Linked DNA regions of Mus musculus: regions 2, 3, 4, 5, 6 and 7 are each linked to region 1. A link is a loop called in an ENCODE intact Hi-C map of the cell type or tissue named here. Cell type or tissue: left cerebral cortex. All regions are shown on one strand.

Region 1 (4,000 bases):
AAACCTTATTAGAAAGGGGAATTTAGAGGAAGGGAAGGAGGAAAAACATATGGCGTTTTGAAGTATGTGTGTGTGTGTGTGTGTGTGTGTGTGTGTTGGGAAGTCAACAGGGATCTATATTGTCACAGGTACAATACTTCCTTAGCAAACCTTTGAGTCTCATCAAAGTTGTAAGAGTTAAAGAGGATAAAGTTACATGTAAGGAGTTTAGAACAGTGCTTGGTACAGGGACAAGAATAGACACACTTAAAAAGAGAGTCAGCTACTATGTTATCCAGGGCTCCACCATCCAAGGTGAGACCTGGGCTTTTCCCTCAGATAAGTCCTTCAGGGCAGTCACTCTCACATGGAATATGGTACTTTGCTGCCTCTGTGGTATCTTTCCAGAGGTCAGCCTGGATACAGGACTGTCACACAGGGACTGGGTGAGGAGAGGATTCTCTTTCTTCTCAGCATTGTTTTCCCTCTCAAGTTTGCCCCCCACTCCCAGTCAGCTGTATCACAAAGTGTCAATCCTGGTTTGTATCTAGATGTTTTGGCCTTTCTGGTAGCACTAGGACTAATTAGACAATTACATTGAGATACAGAAGCAGCACAAACTTTCTGGCACTGACATTTTAAATTGAAAGCAAGCATTTATTGAGCATCTACAGCATGCAAATACAGTTCCCTTAAATACAATTGGCTCTTAACTGTTTCAACTACTCAATTTGGACCACTGCTGATTTATCTTTAAGGGTTTTATGAAGAATCAATATTAAAATGGAAATAATATTTGCACAGTTCTCTGCAAATATCAGCGTCTTGTGTGGATTATTGTTGCTCCAGTACCAATATTAATTGCAGTAGCAACATTGTTGTTTTTCCCAGGCAGAGTGTAGAAAGCAGCTGTAGGCAGACTGGAGGCAGGCGGAAGAGGTCAGGGGAGGTGCCTTCCCACGTCCGGCCCAAAGGGGCGGAGCAAGAAGGAAAGCCCCTGAGGCCACGCCCCACCCCGCCCCCTCCGTCGGAGCGGCGTAGGCGGTTACCATGGCGATGACGTCTAGAGGGCGGGGCGGGGCGGGGCTATGGAGAGGAGGAGGAAGATGGCGGGAGGGCGGCTCTGAGGAGACCTCGGCGGCGGCGGAGGAGGAGAGAAGCGCAGCTTCGCGCAGCGCCGGGGCCCATGTGGGGAGGAGTCGGAGTCGCTGTTGCCGCCGCCGCCGCCTGTAGCTGCCAGAGCCGGGTGGGAGTGAGGGGGACGCGGCAGGATGAAGTTCGCCGAGCACCTCTCCGCGCACATCACTCCCGAGTGGAGGAAGCAGTACATCCAGTATGAGGTACCTGGGGCTGCTGTGGTTGGGGCGGGCTCGGAGGGGCTGTCATCTCCCTAGCTGCGACCTCCGCCGCTGCCTTGAGCTCCCCGGCCCGGGCGGACTTTGACCCACCGCCGCGGGGAGCCACTGCGGCATCCCCGGCGCTGCTGGCCCCCGGCGGCCAGGCCGTCCTTCCCCTCCCCCGCAGCCCTCTGCCGCCGGGGTAACGGATATGCAGGCGGCGGCGAGAGGAAGGGCACTGCCGGGCTGGGGCTGGGGAATGGTGGTGGGAGGCCAAGCCGCAGGTGCGACGGCGGCCCGGGGTCGCGGCGGTTCGGCGCCACCCCCTCCCCACTCACCCTGACCTCCGGTCCCCACCGCCAGAGATCACCCCCTCTGCCAAGGTTAGGTGCTTCTCGCTGCTCACCTCTCGCCAGAGAATCGAGCTCTTGCAAGATAAACCCCTCCAGCGATTGCCTTCAGTCCACCCAGCCCCGTCGGCTTACCTCCACTTGCTCACTGTTGACAAAGGCTTTGTAACAGGATTGAAACTTGGTGAAATGTGTATCGCCTAATGCAGTGGTTATAGTTTTCAAAAGCATTGAGCCAATAGTTCTGTTTTGATAAGGAGACGGTTGTCTCTGTCTTTGTACTGACTGCACGAACTATACAGAATAATCACATCTTTGGCTTTTCACTCTTCTCTGGTTTTGGAATGGAGGGAAGAGAAAGGAGGGAAGAGAATTATTTAAAATTTCAGGTTTTCTGCTAAGTTTTTGGTAGGGAGAAAAATCACTGTATTGTGAATACAGTACCTTACTTGTGTATTGCACGAGACATGTTCCTCCTTTCAGTTTCTTCCTCTTGCAAGGCTTTTGGAGGGTTTTTAAATACATGTTTTAAGGAACCTTGCATCAATATTGGGAAAAGTAAAGACAGTGCAAACCACTCATATACTTAAAAGGTAGGATACCTGAAAGGCATTTATTTATTTATTTATTTATTTATTTATTTATTTATTTATTTATTTATTTATTTATTTGAAGCTTGCAATAGGTTATTCTCAGAAGCTAGTAGTTCAGCTCCTGGAGAGAGAAAAGACAGCGGGTCTGTAACCTCCAGGAATTCACATCTATGGTATGAGCAGGAACAAAGAGTATAAAATCAATAGGAACATGCACACACATACTAGCTAGGTTTTATGGATTAAAATATTTTGGATTTCCTTTTTAACTTTTATATGAATTTAGTGATAGGATGTTTAGGCAACAGCAGTCAGTCATTTATTCATATAGCCTGTGTAATAATTGAAGACCAGGGAAAGGGATAGTTAGGTTAAATAGAATCTTGAAGATTGTAAAATAAGTTTGTTTGTAATATATTGTATTTAATGGCAGAAACGAATGGCTCATTACTAATACTCTCTTGTCAGTTTCCTTGTAACCTTCCTCTGCCGCATTCTGGAAGAAAAGGTCCTAACAGTTCAGGCTGTGGAGTTGTTGATTTATTGTTTGTAATAACATTCAGTCAGTTTTAAAGCCTTGGCTAGAATCCAGATGGTGGGTTCCACTGAAAGAAGGGCACTGGGTTTTCATCTTCCTCCTACCACTTTGAGCACCGCTGCCAGCTCTTCCCAGAGGTTAGTGCTGTAGCATGCTGGAGAGCTTATTACTGTACAGTATGGGGTGCTTGCTTTTGGTCAGAGGAACCGGACTTGGATATATCCCTGTGATATATATCTAAGTATTTTAACTTTGACTATTTTATAGAATTAATGTGGACTATCTTGGACTAGAAGGGGAAGCCTGATATAGTTTAAAAATTCGATTAACCCTTGATTTGTAATGTCAGCTTTGTGGCTGGAGTATCCACGGTGACTCGAGACTCCTCAATGTACACAGTCTATTTGGTTACTATTATTTCTAAATGGTTACTCTAGATTGGTCACAGTGGGACAGAATTCCTGTGCTTCTGAGTGACTGCATTATCTTTCTCAGACCAATTATAAATGACTTTTTGAAAAATTCATTTATTGTAGATAATTGAAATTTGATTCTACAGAGATTCCCCTACTATGTAGCTCCTACCTCAGTAATTTCATCGTTCCATAGGCAAGATGAAAAATAAGGGGCCTTTTTTCTTTGTAAGTTGGAAGCATTAAAGACATTTGCATGGGATTGCAGTCTTTGTGTTGTGTATTATTTCAAAGACTTGGTGCTATTCCTTTAAAAATAGCATAAAGGTATGAGTAAGAATTTTTAAGATCTGGAAATGTTAGAATGTTAGCTACTTTAAAACATCAGGGAAGAGACCCTGTTTCCTTCCTCCACCCCCCCCAAAAAAAAACAGGGATAAAAGGTATCTATATTTAAAAGTTAGCTTTTGCTAGGGGAAAAGACCTTCACTTAATTTTTTGTAATATGTATTTTTACATAGTTGAAAATGATGCTCTCTAAAACAGTTATCAGAACAGACTTGGATTTTTCAAGCCTTGGTGATGAAATTTTGATGTATTACCCTTAGTTCAAGCCTAGGTTGCCTTCTAGTGCCCTGAGCCAGCATGCACTGGTCAGCTTCTTTGTTTACGTCCGTTTATTAAATATTACTTGAATCAGGAGGAGCTTCAGATAGGAACTGATTATTTTGTTTATATCTATAATTCTATGCACCATTTAATTATATGTAATAGTATGGATGCTTGGCTG
Region 2 (4,000 bases), 110 kb before region 1:
AGGTGACCATCCATCGGCCTTTGGGATAGCAAGCTAGGGAATGCTAACAAATGTTGTCAAAACAGCAGTGGCTGGAAGAAGCAATGGACGATTTCCTTCTGTTGGTTATAAGGTGTCTCAGCTCCACCTCCACCTTGATTCTGGAGTTCTAACTGCCAGGACTGTGAGGCAGTTTCTGTTGTTCAAAGCTATTCAGTTTGTGTCGTGTGTCCCACCCTTGGGACAGTAGTCATCTTCGTCCCACATGTTCTGCTGCCTCTGTCTGGCTCACTCCCGGGGTTCATCAGAGAACATCTCCATCAGGATATACTGAAAGCAGCTCTTCTTGGGGTAGAACCTGTAAATCCAATCCAAATATTAGCCGGGCTGGTTCCTTTTGCCTTCCACTGCACCTGTGTCTGCTATGAGGCAGGACAGGGATAAACAGTGGGGGGACTCTGAAGGGGTTGACACAAAGAGATCGATGGTTAATTATAAAGAGTAAAATGATCATTAGAGGAAAAGCACAAAGAACATGAGACCTAAAAAGAAAAAAAGGAAACGGAGCCCGGGAGCGAAAAGTAGGATGACAAGAAAACGTGGCAGACTCGGAAGGGGCTGCACTCACCGTTAGCAGAGGCCATTTCTGGGCTCCCTGGCAAACAAGCTTCCTCCACATGCTTATGAGACAAGGGGGGGGGGTGAGGGGGAAAGGCTGGGTGCAGTGGGAGCAACTAATAATTAAAGCCAGAGCCCTAAGTGAGCTGGTAGTTGCCCTTGATTGCAAAGAAGGTCTGGGAAGGTATTCGGGAAGGTTATGCTGAGCAGGGTGACATCATGAAGAACAGCTTCGAGTAATGCTGAAAAAAAAAAGCAAGCCTGTGTTAGAACAAGCTTGGACAAAGAGAAAGTGAAAGAAAGAAAGGAAAAAGGAAGAGAGAAAGGCTGGAAGCAGGCTAGAAGGAGGTCTTCCTCAGAGACCCGTTATTCTCGTTATTCTCCTGTGCCCTTTGGTTCCCATTGATTTCGTGATAAATTATGCATGACCATCTCCACTGGCATTCGGACCCGGCAGTGAGAAATGATGGATGTTCTGGTGACCCGCGTAATTTGTTTGGGTTCAAAACAATTGTCTCAGCCTGTTGCTGAAATCGCTTTCACCGTCTCTACCCACAGTTGAAGGGCTGAGCGGGGCCCAGAGGAAGGAGTGACGGCTGAGATTTCAGCACATAGCTCCAGTGGAGCACCTGCCACTACACAGAACACAGAGCTACAAAGCTTTAGTCATCTTTATCAGAGAAGAGTGAGCAGCACTCAGTTCAATCACATCCGGTAGAAGAGATGAACCAGACACACACCGGGTCCTCTGGAGTGGGAGAGAAGAAATGAGGTAGGCTTACTGAGGGAAAGGAACAGAAAGCAAGGCCTGGTCTGAGCCTACCAGCTCTGCTGGCCCTTCTCTGTGGAGGGCTGGGTCGGGCAGCAACAGAGCAGGAGGCTGGGAAGGACGGGGAAGCAAACATGGCCACTAGACAGCCATCACAAGCCATCATGGACTCTGGGCACCAGCAATCAGGCCTCCAAAATCTGAGGGCAAGAAGAAGGTTTAATCACTCACAAAAGTATTGAAAAGAGAAGTTGTTGGCATTTGTATTTGTCTTCTGGTTTTCTGAACATACATGTAATAGTTTCCACGTCCCCCAGTGTCTGGCGTGTCACAGGTTTTGCCTAGCTCTAGAAGGCTGAGGCAGAGAAAAGTTAGGGGCCCTGTCCAAATGCATGCTTAGGTCCCTTCCAACATAGACAGAAGTTGAGCTAGAGAATTAGAATTAGGGAGGGGGAAGAGTAGAAAGAGGACAGGAAAGCTGAGAAGAACAAACATTCGCAAATGAACAAGCAGGAGACGGCCGAAGAAACTCTAGATGCGTCAGACAGGTTTCTGCCCTTGAAGGGCTTCTGTAAGAGGCGGGAAAAGATGAGAGGCAGTAGTTCAAATCTTGCCACTGGCAGAATGTAGAGGGAATCTCTTGTGTACGGTATGGAACTGGGGTACGGCGGAATAGCCCGAGGTGACAGCAGAAGGGGTCACAACCCAGTGTGGAGACCCAGTGTTGCCACCTGACGTGATCTGGGCCTGAGAAGAACAGGGGTCTGGACTCCGGCATAGGAAGCCTGTGTGTAAGGGCACTGCCCTAAAACGGAGCCAAATCTGAGGCAGTAGCTGCACTTGCCGCAGTGGCTGGGCCGCGACTCGGTGAGTTACTCGGTGAGTGTTTGGGCTGCCCCTCCGGGAGAGTCGTTGCAGCCCGGGGCACAGAAATATTTGGAACACCTTAGAGTCTGTCCCATCTGGAGCCAGAGTACTTTTGTGCTGTTGTTAATCTGCACCCTATCTGCATCTGAGGCTGGGGACCTGAGGATCCTCCTGTCCCAGGGAGGAAGAGCAGGCCATAGAGCCACCGTGGACAGTGTGGTTGGCTTTACAAACATGCCGGGTACGGACTAATTAAAATGTGCTACACCAGCTCTGGGTGAGTCACCTAATGTAATCAGAAGTGACAAACTGCTCCTGGCATAGAGCCCACGACAGCCTTTCTGTCCATTTGCAGCCCTGGGTTGATTAGCTCAGTAACTAACAGTGTTTCAGGATTGTATTTTTCTTTCTACCTGTGACAGTGTAAATGTGATAGGTTCCATTTCTCTTCCAGATCCTCTTGCCTTTGCTGGTCTCTGTTGCTGTCTGTGGTACATCCATCACTCCCAGGTTTCAAATCCTGCTTCCTGCTCCATCTCTTCCTCCTCCAGCCTCCCCCCTCTCCTGCCCCCCCCCCCTTAAGCACAAGCAAAGCCCAGACATTGCCTGTCTCCTCTCCGTAGTAGAGCAGCGCTAACACAAAGCAGTTGTACGTAGCAGACTTTTCCAAAGATGTTGTGGCTAATGAGAACAGACAGAGCTATTATTGCCTAGAGCAGGAAATCATTTCAAGTTTAACATCAGATGTTATTGTTCCTAGAAACGCGTTGGCCATTCCTTCTGTGAAGAATCTCTGCCTGTTTGTGTCCCTCCTTGGCATCCCCAGGGCACTCTGAAGCCAAAGCTGTCTAAAAGGAGATCAAGAAATATCCCATCTGTCTATATGGATGGAGCTATTATTTATTAAGAGCCAGGGACTCTCCTAACCACGTACTGTATCTTTCTGAATACTCTGTATGCTTTCCCGTGGGACTCGTTTTTTTTGTGTGCAGTCTCCTGTGGGAGTTTTTTTGTTGTTGTTTGTTTTGTTTTCTTTGAGGAAACGTGAGAGTTGGGATCTGAACCCTGCTCCTTCTTCTCCAAGCCCGTGTTTCTAATTGCTATGCAGCTGCCCTGTACCGCCCCACACACTCCTTAGATCATCAGAATTCAGATCTGTTACTTACCCCTTAACTCAGCAAAGTTTTCTGTAGAGTCAGGCAAAAATTCCCCTAACATTTTCTCCCATGCAATTGAATCCTTTGCTCTGGCAAATCCCCCTCCCCCTCCCCCTCCCCCTCCCCAAGAGAACTTTCCTGTCCGCTCTGATCTCCTTCCCAGAGGCGCCTCACTGACTCTTCTAGATAACATTTTGCTGTCTCTGTCCCTACTCCCCTTTCTCCTACTGTCAGCTCACCTAAGGAAAGAGCCTCATTTTATCCTGGGAACTAGAGTCTGTTCATTTGTTCTACCCCTCTTTGAGGCAGGTGAACCCAGCAGGCAACAACACACCGCATCTCTCAGGTATTTCTCCCACAGTTGGGAGCAGGAGAGCGCTGGAGCTAACGCTGTATTTTCTTCCTCTTATCTCCTCTGCCTTCTCAAAGCTGGGCTTGGCATTCCATTAAGCCAGGACAGTCTGCCTTCCTGTGTCCTCATAATTCTAAATTATGTCCTTGCCATTGACTGGGATAATAGCCCCAGATAAGAGGGAGCTTTTGCATGACCTTGGCTCTGACAGACGCTCACGAGAACCAAGTCTGTATAAACCTGAGGGGAGAAATGACA
Region 3 (4,000 bases), 73 kb before region 1:
GACGTGGTCCCTGAAGCCCATGAATCTTACCGTCAAGTCATGAATAATTGAAAAGGAGAAGACTGTGAAAGAAAATGGGGTTAGAAATATTTGAATAAAACGAGGATGGGCCCGAGGCACCCCGGGCGTTTGTTCAGTGCTTTTTTTTCAATGTAGCATTTCACAATGCCAACACGCAACGCCCTGACCTCTGTCAGGTGCAAGGCCACGCACACTAATTCCACGAGCAAACAATAGACAAGGACAAATGGAGCCATTTCTTACACCCGACTGTTTACACAGCACCTATCAATCTGTTCAGAAATCCTCCTGTCGTTGACAACTGTGTGTGTGTGGGGGGGGTGAGCGGGGGGGGGATTGTTGTTGGGGAGGGGGGTAGATGCGCAAGAGCAGTGCGTCTAAGTGGGTCACACAAGCTGGGTTGCAGGCAGGTTCGGTGTGTGCAGCTTCCTGCCGCTTTGCATGCTGAGTCTTGAGCCTGTGCCCAGAGGCAGGGGTTTCTTTCCCTAGCTCTCCTCTTGGAACAATGATTTTTTTTAAATCTTTTTAAAGATATAATAAAGAGGGTTTGCATTGAATTATTAAACAATGGACATTACAGGATGTTTTCCTTAATCTTGATACTTCCGGCTTTCACTAAGCAGAGCTTTCCTGTGCCGAAGCAAAGCTGTGTATAACACAGTGCAGCAGACCGTGCAGGAAGATTGTATTTTATACGCTTTTAAAACCCTGTGCTGTTTGATAAACTTTTAATTCTCTCTCTCTCTCTCTCTCTCTCTCTCTCTCTCTCTCTCTCTCTCTCTCTCTCTCTCTCTCTCTCTCTCTCTCTCTCTCTCTCTCCCTCCCTCTCTCTTTCTCTCTCTCTCTCTCTCCCGCCCCCCTTTTTTTGTTTTTTCCAGACAGGATTAACTTTTTAACTTTTAATTATCTTAGGCCCTCTTTTCACTCCCTGGAATTCAATGGGGATCATAGGGGGTGGGGGTGGGGGTCCAAAAGCACAGCAAAAGAAAACATTGTTTTGTTTTTAGACCGAGCCTGTAGCCACCTTCTCCTTCTGCCTGGGGATGCTAGGCTATGCACATGTGGGCAAACACCCACCTCTCCACCTCCAGCCCCCCCCCCCCCAATCATCTCTAAATGGTAATATTAACACTCGCCATGCTTGCTCGCTCGTTGGGTAACTTTCCATCAGCATTTCAGTTGTAAACATTTTCTTTGTGAAATAAAATATGAGACAGGGCCAATAAAGTAATGAGATGGCTTTTAAATAAATAGGACAAGAATTTCTGCAGCAAATAAGCACAGGGCCTTGAAATGGCCTTGTTGGGGGAGCCGGAGAGCAAGGTGTGTTTCCAGGGTTAGTGTTGTTGCTCAAGAACAATTGTGGGGAGCTCCTTAGGGTGGTCCCCCCCCCAAATAAAACCTGAATGTTGGAGACAGATGACTTGTGGCAAGCCGGATTTAGCCTGTTTTGGTTTTGTTTGCTGTTTACTGCCTGGACCAAGTTGTTCAACCTCCTTCTGAGCCTGAGTGTTCCTATCTGGAAAGGGCGAAAAGGAGGCTGGAGTTGAAGCTCATTTGGTGGAGAACACGCCTAGCCTGCACAAAGCCGGGTCTGCTCTCCAGCACCTCATAGAACAGAGCACAGAGTTGCACACTGCATGCAGGGGGTGTGACTAGGAGGATGAAAACTCAAGGTCGTCCTTGGCTATAGAGAGAGCTCGGGTCCAGCCTCTCACAGGGCTTTATAGGGCTGTATCTTGAGAGAAAAGAGGAGAAATAAGCATAAAACGATGGCAAGGTGTCTGCACTTCCCAAGGAGGCCCACTAAGTTGTTATTAGTGTCAGTTCTGAGTTGCACTGAAAGATCTTCAAGAGCGATTTTTAAAAAAAAAAAATCAAAATCTTTTAAAGTCAAATTAGGAGTATAAAAATGGATAATAAAGGGTTGACGATCCTAGTTTGGGTAGGGGAAAATCGTTTCCATAGACACAAGGTTAAAATTATAAGCAGTTTATTACATGACTCCGGAGTTAACTCCAAGAGGTATTTCCAAAAGATGCCCAAGGACTACACTGGGCTTGGATTCCATAAAGGTTTATCAGGTAGCCACCTAGAAACAGATTCTATTCCTTTGAATGTTTAAGCCGATTGGTAGAATTAGAGAAAATCTCCATGCTTTCTGTCATGCCACATACATGAGCCCTACAAACAGTGTTTAATGTTCACGAGTCATGTTAATGTCTAGATGCACACATTCCTTCTCGGGATGGTGGTATGTAGTAACCAGAGGTACTTTTTCTCCTTTCTTAATCCCCCCCCCCTTTGATTTCCGAACCTTTGTCATCGATGTAGGAAAACAGACTTGTCTCTGCTACCAGACGCTTCCATGATCATTGCAGTTTCAAAGGCTTTCGAGTTCCCATTTTTCTCATCTCACCCCAGATGCCTGGCATACGCCGTAGCAGCAGAAACAAAATCTGTTGCGTTTTTGGAACATTATTAATGCTTAAACAGCCCAAGAACTGCAGTAGCAGAGAGAGAGGTGGGGGGGGGGGGGAGAAAAGGAAGGAAAGGAGGGGGAAGGAGGGAGAGAGAAAGGAGAGTCACTTCTCTTCACACATTTTTTTTCAATCCAGAAAGCAAAGAGAACTTTGTCCGGAGACATCACTAAACGAGTTCCAATTCACCAATTTCTCTTGGCTTACCTCCCCAACACCCCAGCCTAGACAGCACTACATCCACAGTACATGCAGAAATCCTGTGTTTGTGTTGAACTCCACCCTTCCTCCCATTAACAGCATCAGAAAGGGAGCTGGCAAGGGGCAAAATCATCTGTTATTGTCTCTGAGTGGATTTTAAAATTGTTCTCCCTGGAGGGCGGGGTAAGGGATTGTCTCCTAGGTTTTTAAGATGTTCATCTAACCAAAAACATTTTATGCCTGTAAGCAATGTGCGATTCAGCATGTCTAGCAATTCACAGGTTTTAACGGAGAAGAGAGGGCAATGTGAATATCCACGCTGTGTCTCAGCTTTGAAACCTTCCAGTCTCACCCTGAAGCCAGACACAAAGGAGCACTTGAAGACAGTGGATTGTAAAAGCCACTCTCTCGTTTCTGGGACTTGATGACATCTCTCTGGGCATAGCAAGTGTGAGATCACAAATGGAGATGCTTGGAGCTCAGTGGAAGAAAGGCCTGTCCGGCACGGGCAATTTATTTCTCCAATAAAATTGTCATTTCTGCACACTGCACGAGCTGCTCTTCCCGAGGACCGAGTGGGTTCAGGTGGTACAGTCAGGAAATTGGTTCTAGGCGAACCAGGCAAGAAAGTAGGCCTGTTGTGATAACATGAGCCCCATCTGTTACTGTTAGAGTCTTTATAACCTGACTACAAACAAAGGAAGATGGCCAGTGTGAATCCCATGATGCTGACTTAGAGTTAAAGACACAGTTGTGAACTCTTGATTTTTAAAATGTAAATAGACAAATTAATGCAGGTTTATGTTTGTGCGTATGCCTTGATCTATACCTATTCACACACATGTCTGTTTTAACGTATGTACGTTTCAAGCTCTGTGTATACATATGGACTAGATGTAGAGACGCTGACATGGCAATGGGAATACCTTGAATTCGCATCTCACCTAAAAAAATCCTTCTCTAATCAAAGGAACCAGGGTGCCTTCAAGACCTGGTGGATTCTAGGGTGTGGTAGGCTCAAAATAAATAAGCCCACTCATAAATCTCCTAACTCCTGGAATCTATGGAGGTTACCTTATTTGTACACATCTCTGCAGATGTGATTCAGTTAAAGGTCTTAGGTTGTAGAGATTAGCTTGGGTTACTCCTTGTAAGAAAGAAACAGGGAGATTACAGACGTAAGGTTAGATGGCAGTGTGGCTGAGATTGGAGCAGTTCCACCACGAGCCTTGGACGCCAGCGTCTGTCTGCTGGCAGGAACAGGTTCTCTCCTAGACCCCGAGGAGGGAGCAGCGTCC
Region 4 (4,000 bases), 120 kb after region 1:
AGGACAGGGGAACGCCAGGGCCAAGAGGTGGGGAGGATGGGAGGGGAGAGGGTTTGGGTGACTTTCGGGGTAACATTGGAAATGTAAATGAAGAAAATACCGAATTTTTAAAAAAAGAAAAAAAAAGATCTTAAAGTATCTGTGATACTTTATTGCTCAGAAGTTGTTAAGATTTTTGATGCTTAAAAAAAGCAAAGGTGAAAATTATTTGAATTCAACTTATACAATGTGTGATTGGAGAGAAAGTTGAGACTTGGTAGAACTTTAAATTTTCGTTTTAGTCTATACATATAACTTTATATTGATGCTATCAGCAAAAAAAATGAATTTATTGTATTGATGTATTTTTAGCGGAAAAAAAGGGGCAGAAAGAAATAATAAGCAGTCAAATAGACTATGAGGCCTTATTTCTACTATATGTGAGGAGATTGTTTATGAATCTCTTCCGGTTGTCTTTATAGTTCTCCATCGTTAGAATACTCATCAGCTGTCATTGCCACATCTAAATCCACACAAAACTTGGTAATTGAAATAACTGTAATTTGTTCTTGCTGGAGCCTCTTTGGTCAGCTGGAAACTGACTGGAGTGGGTTGAGCTCATCAGTAGAACTGCTTCTGCCCTGTTTTATCCGTGCTTAGCTCTTACTGTCAGTTGGGAGTGGGGCCGGTCCATGTGTGTTCATTCTGGAGCCCCACCTCATGAAGCAAGCCGTTCCCCACGCAGCTCTGAGGAAAGCAAGTCCCATGGCACAATGCATTTAAAGCCTCTTTTTCTGCCAAAGAAAATCACCCAGCAGGTCCAGAGAAAGCCTGTCCTGTCTAACACTAAAGCCGATCACCAAACCCAACATCACTGAGGCAAAGAATACTCCTGCCTTGGAAATGGACAGCTGAAGGGAATGATATTTCAGCTGCAACCTAACCACTACATGGAAAACAATTCAAATTGACTCCTTAATTGGCAAAGGACCTAAACATAATTATGCAGAATAAATACATAAACAGTGTTTCAGTTCACTAGTAGCAGAGTAATTCAAGCTAAAGTAATATTTGGTGAGTGATGGTGTTCAGTGCGAATAAAGGTACAGGGCAGTGAGCATTCACTCTCAGGCAATTGTTAATTTTGCTTAAGTGTCTTAAAAATACATCTTTTAGCAAGGTGTGGTAGTTCATGTCTTTAATCCCAGCACTTAAGAGGCAGAGGCAGGTGCGTCTCTGAGATGACAAGGTATATTTATCAGAAGATACACCTATTTCCTGCTTCCATGTCCTAATCACCACATCCACTGAATGCCAAGCCAGGAACTTGCCTGTCACACTAACAGCCACAGCATTGGTTCAAGCAGTGTGGAGTCAGCTCCAATATGAAAAGAAGTTCCCCCTCTGCCAGAAAAGAAAACTTACCTGAGTTAGAGGAAAACAGAAACATTAATGCTGTTTTAAGTGGGAATGCTTTAGCTAGCATGTTTAATGTGCTTAGCATTATGTTCTTTTTAAATTTTTATTTCATTATGTTATGTATGTAATGGGGCTGCGTGTGTGCGCCATTGTGTGTGTGTGTGATATGAGAAGACAACTGTGTGCATTCTGTTTTCTCCTCCCTTTATGTGGGCTCTGGGCATCAAGCTCAGGCAGTCGGCTTGCACAGCAAGTGCTTTTGCCTACCAAGTGTCTCATTGACCAGAGCAGGGCTCTTTTTCTATAGCCTTAATTCACTTCTTAAGAAATATCAGGGGGCTAGAGAGATGGCTCAGTTGTTAAGAGCACTGGTTGCTTTTCCAGTGGACCCTGGTTTGATTCCCAGCCTCCTATATGGCCACTCAACAGTTTGTAACTCCAGTTCCAAGGTATCCTATCTCCTAGCTTCCAGGGCACCAGGCACACAGCTGATACACAGACATTCAAGCAAGTGAAACATAGATACACATAAAACAACCACAACAAAACATACATACATACATACATACATACATACATACATACATACACATTATATATATTTATGTATGCATATTGGTGTAAAGGTGCCAGATTCTTGCGTTACTGGAGTTGCAGACCGTTGTGAGCTGCTATGTGAGTTAAACCCTGGTCGTCTGGAGGAACAGCCAACGCTCTTAACATCTGAGCCATCTGTCCAGCCCCAAATAAAATATACTTTAAAGGAAGTGTTGGAAAAATTCAGAAGTTGGGTACTATGCTAGTAAACAAGATATGTCATCTATATATGTCTTAGAGTGTAGTGGAATGCACACACATAGCACACACTCATGCTGGGGATTTAACCCAAAGCCTTGAACATGCTAAGCCTACTCTATTTATACTGCAATACAACCTTGGCTTCTTCAGTGATACTTTGAATAGGACACAGTATATGATTTTCATCAAAATTTTGAAAGAATTCTTGTTTCATACAGTAAAATAGTGCTTCTATTCTATTAGTGGAAAAGAAAATAAAAATCTACTCATCACCGAAATATTTCATTGACACACAGTTGTTTGCATTTGAGTCAGGTGGGCTTCTCAGTGCTTAATACATATTTTTTTAATGGTTTTGAAAGAGACCCTAGAGCATATTTTCTTTAAAGGCAAAATGTATACTTGTTTATCCAAGGGAAGTCAACACTTAGCAAATAAGGTGGAGCATTAGAGCCTACTACATGTTTCATTGCTGGTACAGAAAGACTAAAGCAAAGAAAAGTGACACAAAGTCCGGAATCTGCTGCGCCCGGTCCTTCTTGTCCCTGTCACTTACACACACTGTTCTGCTCCCTTCATCAAGAACTTCACAGCTGGGTGTGGTGGCAGTAATCCCAGCGCTTGAGAGCCTGAGTCAGGAGGATTTTGAGTTTGAGGATAGCCAAGGCTCCACCCCAAGATCCTGTCTCAAACACTTCCCCACCAGATTCCTCCCACTCAAAAATAATAATAATAATAAAACAGAAATCTACTAAAATTTTGATGTTTGTAATTGGTTTTTAAAATCTTCCACTAACTTGCTATTGCCTCCAGTAAGGTTTCACTACCTCCCTCTTGTCAATTTCACCAAGTCCTCTGCCAGAAAGTTATAAAGCAGCAGCTGAGTGAAAATCCCTCGTGTGTTAAGAGCTAGAACATGGGCTCAGGAGTTTAGACAGAATAGGACTGGCTTAATTTGCTCCCTTATTAACTGTGCTACCCTATCTAAATTATAGGTTCATAAGTGTGAAATACCCTTTTCTACCTCTTAAGTTTTCCTGTAAGCTTTAACTTCCGTGTAAGAATCCTGTATCTGATCTCCATGGTATGATAGAAGCATATAAAAAGCACTAGTAAAATACTAGAGAATGTTGACCCTGTGTGTGTCTGCACCATGTGTGAGCTCGTATCCTTGGCGGTCAGAAGAGGGCATAGAACCTCCTGGAACTGGAGTTGTAGGTGGTTGTAAGCAACCATGTGGGTGCTGGGAATTAAACCTGGGTCCTCTGGAAGAACAGCCAGTGCTCTCAACCACTGAGCCAGTCCCAGAAAGGAGTTTTGTCTTAGCACATTTGTGGAGGACTTCAGTAGATCAGAGGTTGCTTCAGTTCGCATTTGTACTCTGCAATGCAATTTGCAAGCACACGTGCCATTTTGCTAGACGGTTTTTTATTGATGTGAAGGTTGAGTCTGGGTCTCACACATGCTGAGCATTGCTCTAGCACAAAGCTACTCCCTTAGCCTCCATATATAGTTTGAAATTATTTTCAGGCATTATCTTTGAAATATTTTTAATGGTACTCCATACTCCTAGAACTTCCCTTTCACTTTAGATATGAGAAGGGCTCAGGGAAGCATGCTCTGAGGTACAAAAGTGTCTTGAATAGAATTGCTGTTTCTCTTTTCCTCTTTTATTCTTAGGCCTACTTAGCCCCGTTTTAGTCTCGTCGATTATGTAAGAGTACGAGTCGTCTGTAACCATAAGGTTGGGAAGTGACTGTGAATTCCAACTCAGATCTTTTAACTTAAAAGCCAGCTATTTTTC
Region 5 (4,000 bases), 69 kb after region 1:
CCCAGGTACTGCATTAAAAGATTAAACGACTTCTTTGGTATAAAATTAAAATCTTCCCAAGAGTGGTTGTAAAGCACTTATTACATGGTGAATTTTGAGCAGTGGTGGTTGTTTGCCTTGATTGGTATTCTTAAAAAGCATGGCAGGCTAGATGAAAAATTGTCTGTCACCCACAAATGTGAAGTAGCTATAACAGTTGTACAAATGTAGAACTCAGACTCTGTGTATTAGCATAATTGACTGCTTAACCCAGAGTAAAGGGAACTCTCCAGCAGCGTTCTCTCAAGAATTCTTCATCTGATCTCTATTTTTTTTGCACACTTTATTTTTTTCCTGTTATGTTAATGTTAGTCAGCATAGGGTATATTGATGTCTTACCAAGATTTGTACTTTTTTCACGCTAGCTCTCTTTGAATTGAGCTTAGGGTTTGTGTGTGGGGTTGTGACTAATTTTTGAGCTTAGGACACATCTGACTCATTAAGTCTGCTCAGGCTGCTATTACAGAAGGCTAGGTGGTATAAGCAAAGGACATTTACTATGTCATCGTTCTAAAGGCTCAAAGATCAAGATCAAAATACTGCGAGGCTCGGATTCTGGTGAAGCTTCTTGGCTTCCAGAAACAGCCCGGAACATTGCTTTTTCACCGGGTGATGGGGGAAGGAGGGAGTTTTCCGGTGCCTTTTCCTTCTTGTAAGAGTATCAGTCCTAGGGCTGAGGAGATAGCTCAGAGGTTAAGAGTGCATACTTCTCTTGGAGAGCACCTGATTGTTGGACATACGTTGGACATACGGAGTAACGATAGAAACTTACTCGGTTGCTTTGGTCCTGGACATCTTACCTTTTTTGTTTAAGGTCTTTCAGACAACATTGGATAACATCTTTAGAAAGAATGAAAATTTCAGATTCTTCAGGCTCTTTGGGGGCTTTATCCACCTGGGCACAGTCCTAGGATAGCTTTTTCTCCTATTTTTGTTTTTATTTTTTAACAATAATTAAGTTAAGAACACTCAGTTGACATCCACAAACAGATTTGTGCTTGCTCTTTCCAGTTCTTCTTGGTCTATTTCAAAAATGCCCGTCTCGGCAGCAGGCACACTCTGCTGTGGGTCAGGACACCCTGACTCATGGGAAAACTATGTTTGTCATTCCCACCATTGATTTGGACCACACAACCCATCCAGTCTTCAGCCAGAACATCAGCAATTAATTCTGTGGCCATTCGCTTTTCATAGATAGTACAAAGCTTGTGTTCTTGGTCCTCTTTAATGAGTTTCTGGTGGTTGTTAGCTGGGAAGGAGCTACTCAGCCTTATCTGACACAACTGACCAAAAGTCATATATACTTAAAAATTACTGCTATGGTGTAACTACTGGACCCCATTTGTCTTCTCTTTTACTATTAAAAAATAATGGTGAATGAAATCCGTACAGATAACATTATTTTGTGCAGATTCTTTTAGAGTGTTTTTTCTATGAGTAGGATTGAGCATACTGAACATTTTGATAACTACTGCCAAACTATCTTCCTAAAGAGACTACAGATTCACATAGCTATCGACAGGGAGCGAGAGTGTTGATTTACCCTTATCATTGCCAAAGCGATATTACTATTTTAAAATCATTCCCAATCTGACAGTGAAATTTCATTCTATATTTTAGATCTTGAATTTATTTGGAATTTTAATGTTGAGCCTCCTTTCAATTTTTTTTTTGTGGCCGCTTGTCATTTTTTATGAATTGCTTTAATTGGCCCATTTTATTAAGGAATAAAGAATAATTTTAATATTGACTTATAAACATTTTCTAAAATAAATTTTGCTTGGGATTTGGGGATCTGAATTCAAGTGTTCTTACTTGCCAAACCATTTCCCCACTCTGAGTGTAAATTTTGAATATAAATCTTTTATCAAGTGCTGCATATAAAATTCCCTCTCCCACTTCTTTTTTGACTGCACTTATGGCATTTTTAAAGAGAAATACTTCATTTTGTAGATGGGTTAATCATTTATTTATGGTTTCCATATTTTATGTAGTGTTTATGAGACTTCTGTATAATCCATTCTTTTATGTCCAAGTCTGATTGGGTCTCTGCTCTTTCTGTCTTGTCCTAATCTTCTACCCGTGGTTTGCCGCCAGTTCCCTGTATGGATCAGTCTTTGAATCCTAGAGAACGACAGCAGCGGTGTTCATGGATTTCTTCTGCACAGCTGCCCTTGCTGTTGTCCCTTACGGTGTCTCCTCTTTACTCTCAGCTCTGACTTCCCTGTGTTGATGAAACCTTACAGTATTCTGTTATGATTCATGGCAGTTAAGTTGTATGTGAATAGAGATAACAGACTGCTGGTATTTTAGATGAAGTAGCTGTTGAAGTAAAAAAGCAGAATGTTCACATTAATGCATAGATGGATGTTTTTGTTTCTAAGTCCTTGGCAATATTTTACATAGTTGATATTCCTGAATATGTAACTTCTATATAAACTTTAATGTGTTTATGATTATTCTTAAGAATAGAAGCTATATTTAAATTATCTTGCTGGACTTTGCTACTTTATCTTAATGTTAGTAGAGAAGTACAGGAAATATATATAACCAAGCCCCTCTCTGCTTTGGGGATTTCTTTTTTAACAATAGGTAGTAAAATTAAAATGAAAAATATAGGAAAACAATTTATTGCTCTTATTTTCAATTAGGTGGAGCAAGATGCTATTCTAAGCACAGAATCTGTTACCATGGAATTTCCTTAACTCAGGGCCAGCTTCCTTAAAAAGCTGGGGCCTGCTTTATGCTTTGAAAAGAAAATGATTCTCAGTGGCCTTGAGCAGCTAGCCTTTGTTAAACCTTAATTGCTACATTTACCTGAGAAGTAGTCATCCGTGTATTTTTGAAGAACCAATACAACGACCCACATTGTATGCTTAGACTTAAATTAAATGAATAGATTTGATAACCTTTAAAAGGCTCTTTTGTTATACTTATTTATTTAGGCGGGACATACCTGCCAGCTGTAGAAGGCTTGGGCAGTCTGTTCTCTCTCCACTCTTTGTACTACAGGAACTCTCAGTGTTGGAGGCCAGCACCTCTGCTCATTGAGTGAGGTCAGATATGACAGCCCTTTAAAACTGTTAGGCCCTTTTATCTCTCTTTAAAGTATTTGTATTGCTGAGGTGTATGTATGTGCGTGTGTGTATGTGTTGTGTATGTATCATGTTTCTTAGGGAAATGACATTTCATTTATTTTTTTTTTACACAGGTTGAATATTTAAAGGTTTCTGGGAATGCACTAACATTCTAGGAGTTTGGGGATGGAAAGGAGCCTACTCTTTTTCTATACATCTAAAGTTAAGGTACTCTAGGTCCAAATATGGAAAGTTTCTATATTTTGGTTAACATTTAGAAGTTTAGTCAAATCTTACATGAAAAAAAAAAGGTCTTGGAGGCCCCTGAAGCTCTTTATTCTGCATTTCCAGTAGATTTAATAGTTTGTAGGTTCTAGGACAAAACTCACAAAGTAGATCTAGCCTACAGAAAGACATATATCATTGGCCCACTTGATGTTTTTAAAGTATCTGGATTAATGATATAGATATTTATGATCCCAGAAGACAGAAAGATCTGACAAAGCCATATCGACACACAAAGTGACTAGGTGACATTTCTAGGAGTCACCCTCTGACCTGAAGGTGTCAGCTGTCATTTACCCACTGTACAGGTGACTTGTTTGAGTCATTATGTTACTGGGATGCTTCTGACCAAAACTGTGGACCATTAGACCACACCACCTTCTCTGTACAGCTAAAATAAAAATAAGTGAATGCCGGCATAACATAAAATACAACTTAACCGATTTTCCCGGAAACATGCTGCACTTTCTTTTCTTCATATCTTCATTGCTTTTTTTTTTTCTTCTCTGAAACATTTAATTTTCCTTTTGATTAACTGAATTCTACTCATTTCATCTGCTAGCCCTTGAACCTTCTTGATTAACTGCCTCCAGAAGTCT
Region 6 (4,000 bases), 120 kb after region 1:
CAGTGACTATAATTTAAACCTGGGTATTGTTTCCTATCCAGACAGAGCCTTTCTGTTCTGTTCTGTTCTCCCCTCCCCTCCCCTCCCCTCCCCTCCCCTCCCCTCCCCTCCCCTCCCCTCCCCTCCCCTCTCCTCTCTGGCTCCTTCTTTCTTCTTCCTCCTCCTCTTCTGTTTTCCTCCTTTTTTGATAGATCCTATTAGAGTTACTTGCCTTTCCCTCCTACTGACTGTCTAAAAGAAGCTAAACAAATGATATGCTGGTGTATATTTATTTAATAAACCATCTCTTGAGTGGGAATATAGATTGGAGACACTGGGTTTTAGTGTTTCTTTTTTTGTTGTTTTTTGTTTGTTTGTTTGTTTTTGTTTTTCAAGACAGGGTTTCTCTGTGTAGCCCTGGCTGTCCTGGAACTCACTTTGTAGACCAGGCTGGCCTCGAACTCAGAAATCCGCCTGCCTCTGCCTCCCAAGTGCTGGGATTAAAGGCGGTTTTAGTGTTTCTTGATTTAAATATTGCCATCAGGCCCAATTTTATGCTACTGACTGTTGAATGTGGAGTTGAAAAAAGATGTACAGTAGACCAGCATTGTACAGTGTTTCTGTCATGCAGATAGAATGTATACAACCTCTAAAGGGTGGAGAAGAACAGAGTTTAACATAAAGAAGTGATAAATTCTGAGTGTCCATTATTTTAACATATTCCTAATTATAAGTTTATATGACTTACCATTTAACAATGATTGTTTCAGCAAACAGTTATGTATCTTATGAGCTGAGACATACTGACTCCAGTTGTTCTAGACCTATAAGTATCAGTTCTTTTCTGACTATGCAATTCTGGTGTCAATAAATATCTGAACCTTTAATTTACGAAAATACAGAGCTGATCCTAAGGCCCAAGAAGGCATTCTGAAGGCAAGTCCATGTCTTTTCCAGTGTCATTTCAAGTTGTCACAAACTGTCTTCTGTGCTGCTTATATCTTACAAATCCCAGATGTAAACAACGTTTTAAACAGAACACACTTAAATACCTAAAGCCTTTTCAAAAATGTCTTCAGCCTTGAATGACCTCACTTTATCCGCCTAGCTTTTGCACCACTGTTTATTTCTTTTTCTAGAAATATCACAAATGCTACGGATGTTCATTTCCCTCTGTGGGAAACCCCCATTCTCCTTGATGTTTTTCAGCTCCTTGTTCTTTATTTGAACTCCGCTCTACTCCTGTAGCACGTCTGTCACTCAGTAAATTATCAGTTACCTTCGGATCATTCCATACTCAACTCATTAATAACTTTAAAATGATTGATAAATACTTGTTTATTTTAATAGGACAAGTTATGGAGAATGCATGAGACAATCTGAGAATCTGACCAAAATTTAAATTTTTTGAAGTTAGATCATGTACACCATTATTTTCCCTGATAATTCAGAACCAGATTATTGGTTATCTAGCCATATCTTGAAACTGGAGAACATCATGGGAACGCAGGGAGTTACCAAAGGAGGATTTCAGAGAGCAAACAGGGCACTTAAAACCAAAAATATTAAATTGTATAACTATATTTACAATTTATTTTTATTCTGATTTAATGTGCTCTGTTGTGTTCTCAGAATAAAACCAAACTTTCCAGCATAAAGACAAATTAGCCTTTGTATGAGTGATGTCTCTGGGGAGAAATAAATAAATAAATAGATAAGCAAGCCATCAAGGTCTGTAGCCCGAGGGAAGCTGGTTTCCATAAAGATCAAGGGCAAGTTCCTCTTCACAGCCTCTGTGTGTTCCTGACACATTCTCTGGAGTTGTCTGCGCCTGAACAATAAGCATTGCTGAGATCATGGGATGCTCTAAAGTAAAAAGCAGCCCAGGAGTTCCTGGAGAGAGAGTGGTGTGGGTTCTTTGTGATGGTTCTGTCTGTTTCACCCTATCTTTTACCCTAGGCTGCCACCTAATGGTAGGAGTTTAAATGACATGTTTAGAACATCCAAAGAGTACATTGGAATGTTATAAACTCGTAGTAAACATTTGTATAATTTTGTAACTATTAGTTCAGTGATTGTTTTTGTACCTCAGGGAAATTATATTTGTTATTAACCTTCGTTAGACAATGATTCTAAGGATGTTTATTTTAACAGTTTGATTTTTTATGGGCACTATGAAGAATCCATCTTTAATTGGTCTTACTTAGGAACTTTTGTTCAATCTAGTAATCTTCTCTTTCCTTTTTGTTCTTCCCTCCTCTTTCTCCAGAACAAAATCACTCTGACACCGTGGTGTTCTTTTACCTGTGGGTCTTCTTTTGTATCATCAGTTCCTGCTATACCCTCATCTGGGATCTCAAGATGGACTGGGGTCTCTTTGATAAGAATGCAGGAGAAAACACTTTCCTCCGGGAAGAAATTGTATACCCTCAAAAAGTATGTATGGAATGTTCACACTTAAGGAAAAAATCAAAATCTTAGATATATCTGTAGTTAGGTCATACAGCAGTACTGACCCAAGATCTAGTTATATTAACTAACATGATTACAAAATAATTATCCAAAATACCAATCTAGTCCACAAAAAATTTTATCTTGTTTGCTATATGGTAGATACAGTGGGACATTTGTTAGAAGCGGGTGCCAACCCAATCAGCGTGGGAGTGTATGTTTGTGTGTGTGTGTGTGTGTGTGTGTGTGTGTGGGTGTGTGTGTGTGGGTGTGTGTGTGTGTGTACTGGATATAATATATTTTCTATATTATATATTATTTTAGAATTTTACTGGCATATTAGAATACAGGGTTATGAGAAGCTGAATTTTAAATTAAAAAACAAAAGTATCCTTACACAGATGATTTAGTAAAGGTAAATGCTATTAGATCTTGAAAATATTAAGCAATGGACTGGGAATCTAGCTGTCTGTATCCAATCTCAGCTTACCACCAACTAAGCCATTTAGTCAGCTAGACTGCAGGAGATTCTCAAAGGTAAGGGTGTTAGAGTACATTAGCTCTTGATATGTTCTTTGGCCTAAAGTTCTGCTGTGGATAACGTTGATATCAAGTTAATAATTTTTTAAACATTTATTTATTTGTTTTATGTACATGAGTACACTGTGGATGTTTACAGGCACACCAAAAGAGGGCATCAGATCCCATTATAGATGGTTGTGAGCCACCATTTGTTTTCTGGGAATTGAACTCAGGACCTCTGGAAGAGCAGTCAGTGCTCTAAACAACTGAGCCATCTTTCTAGACCTGAGTTAATAATGTTTTAACCTATACCTAAATGTCACCATTATATCAAATTTGTGTTTTGAAAAGTATGTGATTGAGCAGCATTGAGTAGAGAAGGCAGCGTGTAAGGACTGAAGCAAAGCGAGTATGCAGAATGTGCATGCGTGAGGTGACTTTGGGTGAGCTCTTGCATGAAAGTGAGGATCTTGATGTGAAAGTTTAGAAAATATCGGTGGTGGCGCACGCCTTTAATCCTAGCACTTGGGAGGCAGAGGCAGGCGGATTTCTGAGTTCGAGGCCAGCCAAGCAGGTGCAGACTCAGAGTTCTAGTACCCTAGTACCCTAGTACCATTTTAAAGAAAGAGAAGAGGGTCAGGGAAAGCTGCTCTGTGTTCTCCACGTGTGTGTTTCATGACTGTGGAATACATTTGTTTCCTGTGCTGACTGCTCAAGTTCAGTGTCTCTTTATAAGTGGTAGTCTGTTTTCTGCCATAGACTTCTCAGTTATTGGCGTCCATGTAGTGAGATTAGTCAGTAGAATCTTTCAGCCAGTTTCTTTATTATCACATAGTTTAATGCTCTAGAAAATAAAGTGTACTTTCTTGAATTATAATTGCAAATGTATAAGAAAAAAGTGAAGAAGCCATTTGTGAAGTCCAATGAATCTTCCTTATGAAATCCTGTTACAGTCCTCATACAGTTTCTGCCTGTCTTCTCTCAGTGGGAAATCTAGGTTGAAGGTGTATGTGTGTAATGAAACTAGGACGGGAACCATGAAAGGGTT
Region 7 (4,000 bases), 100 kb before region 1:
TCTAGAATTCTCAGTACATGAAGTCTGACAACTTGAGTTAGTACCAACTCTCACCTCTCTGCATGTGCCGTATGGTGTGTGTGCAGACTACACAAAGGTAAATAAAATTTTAAGAAGAGAAAAATCAAATATTCTGTGAAGGATCTTCCTGTTTCAGATGTTAAGTAAGTTATGATTTCCTTTTTGCCATTTGGATTTTATTTTTTATTTATTTTCACCCTGCTGGTGATTAAACTAAGGAGCTCTTGTATGCTAGGCAAGTGCTGAACCATCAAGCTATACCCCCAACCCCAAGTGATGTGTTAATACCTGCTCAACTTGACCAGATGATATAGCTCCATTGTGACAGGGCAAACCAGTGTAAGAGATTCATCCACCTTGAATTCTTGCTGAGACCATGTTAGATTTGGCTATAATTTGCTCTTGATGAGAAGCCCTGTGGAAAATTACCCAACTCTATTCTAGGGACCCAAGGTCACGATGCCCCAACTACCTTATCTAAGCTTCTGCCAAACTGCCTGCTTGTACAAACCCCCCTCTCCAGCTAACTGCTTATCTTAGCTTCTGTTAAACTGCTTGCCTGGGTAAAACTTCTCCTTCAGCTGCTGAGAGAGATGCCAGGTTTTTTTGCCTTTAAAAACATACTCTAAACACTAGATGCTACACGTGGGTCCTGAATACCTGAGTATTAGTCCCAGCTGGCTGGAATTAAGACTTTGAATTGGCTATAAACTGTATCTGAGTAGTCATTGCTGGTGGGCTCCCCATAACACCATGTCTCAAATATCAAGGATGAAAAATAATAAGCCACCATTTATTGTTTATCCTATTCCAGTGATGAAGATAATGACCTTATAGAGACAGAGGTTGGACACCTGGCTAGTCAGGGACAGACCTGGCATTTAACTCAGCCCTGATAATCTGGCTCCAAAGCCCACAACCCTCATGTTTGTACACACACACACAACACACACACACACACACACACACACACACACACACACACACACACACACACACTTTCTCCTTTACAAGAGGAATCTGGAAAGCACACCAGCTTCATAAACTTATTTAAACCAGGTTTGGTGGGCACAAAAGGAGATGTTAGTCTTGATAAATGAAAGAGCGTCAAGTTTGCTCTGGGTTACCTTGAATTTTTCTCTCAAGGCTACTTGAAGACAGCAATCTCTCCCAGGTCCGTTAAGTGAGCAACAGAGATGGGGTTCAAGCTGAAGAGGCTGCCCCAGGGTTCTCATGCCTTTGCCAGTCACGCATGCCCACATCCAAGACTTGTAAGGGAGAAAAGATGTGTGCAGTGTGACCCAGTCTGGACCTTTGACATCTCCATTATCCAGTTGGCAGCCACCTTTCTTTCTCAGCTGCGTGGCTGTCTGGAAACCCTCATGTACCTTGCTGTATTTCTCAGTGTTCAAATGTATGCCACCTCTCCGACTCCTCTCTCTAATTTTCCTCCTGACAGACCTGTCTCTTTACTATAATAAATCCAGTCCACATCTCAGCATCCTAGAAATTGATTTCGTTGTCTGGCGAGGCATGAGAAATTTGTGCTTGAGGATAAGGGTCACTGAAAGAAAATTTAAATGTTTAAAATTAGATGACAAGAAATCACACATATTTCCAAAGGAGGCAGTCCTAATGGTTTTCTGAATGCACAAATGATAGCTTTTGCAAAGCTTTTAAAGTGCTTTCCTGCTAGCTCTGAAGGACCGGGGATTTGTTTTCTTTGAGGTTTTTAATGGAATTGCAACATTTCATTGTGCTCACCGGAGCAGTGAACTGAATATAAAGTGGCAGGCATTAAAAAGAAAGCCAGCGATCTGGAGCCCAATTTGCATGAAACACGTTATTATTTTCTGTTTTTCCTCTATGGTATTTAAATGCCCTTATAGGAAATGAAGGTGACTTCTCCTTAGGTCCATCCATCTTTCCTTCCTTCCTTCCTTCCTTCCTTCCTTCCTTCCTTCCTTCCTTCCTTCCTTCCTTCCTTCCTTCCTTCCTTCCTTCCCTCCCTCCCTCCCTCCCTCTCTCCCTCCCTCCCTCTCTCCCTCTCTCCCTCCCTCCCTCCCTCTCTCCTTCCTTCCTTCCCCTCCCCCACTTCTTTCTCTGCAGGTCTTGCTACCTGGTGGCCCCCTGCTACCACCACCTTCCGTGTCATACCCCGATTGCCACTAGGGGGCAGTCTGATGCCTCCTTCCCTTCTCATCGCCATTTTCTCTGCCTTCTCCACACAGGATTCGGAGGTTGTTGACCTGGTTTTTGGTGTCTTTTGTAACAGAATGCTCATTATTAATCTCAGCAGTCTCCTACAAAGAAAACGAAAGGTCTCATCCTTAACGTACGCAATAACACATCCTGCTGGAGTATCAAGGCTTAGAGGCAGGTAGGCAGTTAAGGCAGCCCACGAAGATCACATTTTTTTTTTTTTTAAGGACAACTTGGCTTGGGAAGAGAAGTTCCATGTTTAAATCTCATATGGTTCAGAAACAGCAGCTTCTCTGATTCTCTGGCCAGCTCTCTTTTCTGTAATCACCCTGGAATAAGATCCAGTCTTTATTTTGAAAGATGACCACATTTTAATGAAGATATCGAAATGACAAATAGCGGCAAAAAATAATTTAATAGAAAAAGGAAATCACATAATCACATTTCTTTTCCGTTTTCAACTCATTGTAATGGGTTCAATATTAAGGAAGGACAAAAAGCATAATCCTCTTTCAAAGTTTAATATAAATCCATTTAAACACAGGAAGAAACAGCTTGCCGAATCCTTTCCCGCTCTTCCATCCTCACTAGGCAATTTAATTAATGGGCAAACAGCCTGATGGTGGATTTTTCTGATACAATGGCATGGAATGAATAAGATCCATCTTTGCACATAACTCTTTGGCACACCACCCTGGCTGTGTTACAGAAACAGAACCGAGTCATATGGTTCCTGGAAAGTAATTATTTGGCAGGAACCTACCCTTGGATGAAGCCACGTAGAGAAAGTACTCAGGTGGTCTCACTTGTGCCAGGCCTGGGGTGAATGGCAGAGAGTGTGCATTGAAGGTATATGTGATGGTTTAATGTGTCTGAGAAGGGGAGGGAGGACATGTAAAGGGAACACAGACCTCATAGAGCAAGGCTGTATATCATCACTACTGCCTCGATTAAAGACAATCTATTCCAACAATTCATTCACTAGCCATCACATGCCACTGATTACTGTGTGTCTACTGAGCAAAGAGGTTTGCCTATGAGCATAAAAGATAGACTTTTTAAAGAATTAAAAGGGGGTGGGGTGGGGTGGGCTATGCCTTTGGTAAGTGTCCATCTCAAATTTGGAAGTTTTGGGGGGAGTTGTTTTTTAGAAGTTGCTTAATAGATGAATATTGCACTTCTACCTTGTTCAGTGGGATCAGCTGCCAAGCTTCAAGGCTCCAAGTGCAACACGGATATATTATAGTGTTGAGAAGTAGCTTTTGGATGCCAACTAATTGGTAACATGATAAAGGTTATACAGATGGTACAAAAGAGACAAGGTGTTAGGGGTACTGTTTGGATCAACTGAAGAAGAGTTTAAGGAATTTTCAGGAAGCGTTTCCAGGAATCCTAAAAAGACCTGGCCAGGTGAGAAATCCCACCTCAGACTCTGGGTGAATGGAGTTTGCTTTGTTTGCATCTTTGACCCCTGAGACCTGCACCGCTAACTACATCCCAGTGTCTCTGCAAAGGGCTAGGCCAAGTAAGAGCCTCACGCCCAGATGGTGATGTATAAAATGACAACATGGCTGTGGCTTCTACAGTCCTGTCTACTCCTGGCTATTGGCAGGAGCAACTCCATGGAACTTCTGAAGGGTCCAGAGATTTCCTTCTCAAAGGAAACCATTTGCAGGTGACTGAAGGCTCTTGGTTGTGCTCACACTTCCCATACATGCCACCAACACACCAAGCTTTCACTGTAGGACAGAGCTCTACTCGACTCTGCTAAAAGCTT

What was found. Peaks named below come from ENCODE experiments on the same cell type or tissue, not always from the same donor. Only the 100,000 strongest peaks of a DNase experiment are listed, where the experiment ranks them.
Region 2: a loop joins it to region 1, with 2.6 times the contacts of the local background. A loop is called at or near these places in 13 of 42 quality-filtered maps.
Region 3: it touches region 1 in a loop (2.1-fold over the local background); 6 of 42 quality-filtered maps call a loop at or near these places.
Region 4: it touches region 1 in a loop (2.6-fold over the local background); 14 of 42 quality-filtered maps call a loop at or near these places.
Region 5: it touches region 1 in a loop (2.0-fold over the local background); 6 of 42 quality-filtered maps call a loop at or near these places.
Region 6: it touches region 1 in a loop (5-fold over the local background); 14 of 42 quality-filtered maps call a loop at or near these places.
Region 7: a loop joins it to region 1, with 2.0 times the contacts of the local background. A loop is called at or near these places in 7 of 42 quality-filtered maps.

Annotation. Positions count from the first base shown.
Region 1 is chr1:155,414,485-155,418,484 of GRCm38, reverse strand. It overlaps Xpr1 (xenotropic and polytropic retrovirus receptor 1), which reads left to right and starts at 1,041. Exons shown (of 15, transcript NM_011273.2): 1 at 1,041-1,319. The coding sequence starts at 1,251. In left cerebral cortex, a CTCF peak has its summit at 1,523; DNase peaks (open chromatin) are centred at 1,027, 1,741 and 2,904; H3K4me3 peaks cover 2,869 bases; H3K27ac peaks cover 1,423 bases.
Region 2 is chr1:155,527,934-155,531,933 of GRCm38, reverse strand. No RefSeq gene overlaps it. Among named protein-coding and RNA genes, the nearest start is that of Gm5532, 2.8 kb to the right of the region's middle. In left cerebral cortex, no CTCF peak of the experiment used is centred here; DNase peaks (open chromatin) are centred at 2,488 and 3,954; H3K4me3 peaks cover 311 bases.
Region 3 is chr1:155,487,932-155,491,931 of GRCm38, reverse strand. No RefSeq gene overlaps it. Among named protein-coding and RNA genes, the nearest start is that of Gm5532, 37 kb to the left of the region's middle. In left cerebral cortex, no CTCF peak of the experiment used is centred here; DNase peaks (open chromatin) are centred at 494 and 2,465.
Region 4 is chr1:155,297,710-155,301,709 of GRCm38, reverse strand. The region is part of intron 11 of Xpr1 (xenotropic and polytropic retrovirus receptor 1); the gene reads left to right. Among named protein-coding and RNA genes, the nearest start is that of BC034090, 55 kb to the right of the region's middle. In left cerebral cortex, no CTCF peak of the experiment used is centred here; DNase peaks (open chromatin) are centred at 2,119 and 3,905; H3K27ac peaks cover 675 bases.
Region 5 is chr1:155,345,861-155,349,860 of GRCm38, reverse strand. All of the region lies in intron 2 of Xpr1 (xenotropic and polytropic retrovirus receptor 1), which reads left to right. It also overlaps the pseudogene Gm17974. Among named protein-coding and RNA genes, the nearest start is that of Xpr1, 70 kb to the left of the region's middle. In left cerebral cortex, no CTCF peak of the experiment used is centred here; no DNase peak of the experiment used is centred here.
Region 6 is chr1:155,291,524-155,295,523 of GRCm38, reverse strand. Xpr1 (xenotropic and polytropic retrovirus receptor 1) reads left to right here. Exons shown (of 15, transcript NM_011273.2): 12 at 2,249-2,415. Among named protein-coding and RNA genes, the nearest start is that of BC034090, 49 kb to the right of the region's middle. In left cerebral cortex, a CTCF peak has its summit at 1,948 (motif pointing left); a DNase peak (open chromatin) is centred at 1,920.
Region 7 is chr1:155,514,999-155,518,998 of GRCm38, reverse strand. No RefSeq gene overlaps it. Among named protein-coding and RNA genes, the nearest start is that of Gm5532, 10 kb to the left of the region's middle. In left cerebral cortex, a CTCF peak has its summit at 2,201 (motif pointing right); DNase peaks (open chromatin) are centred at 1,755 and 2,218.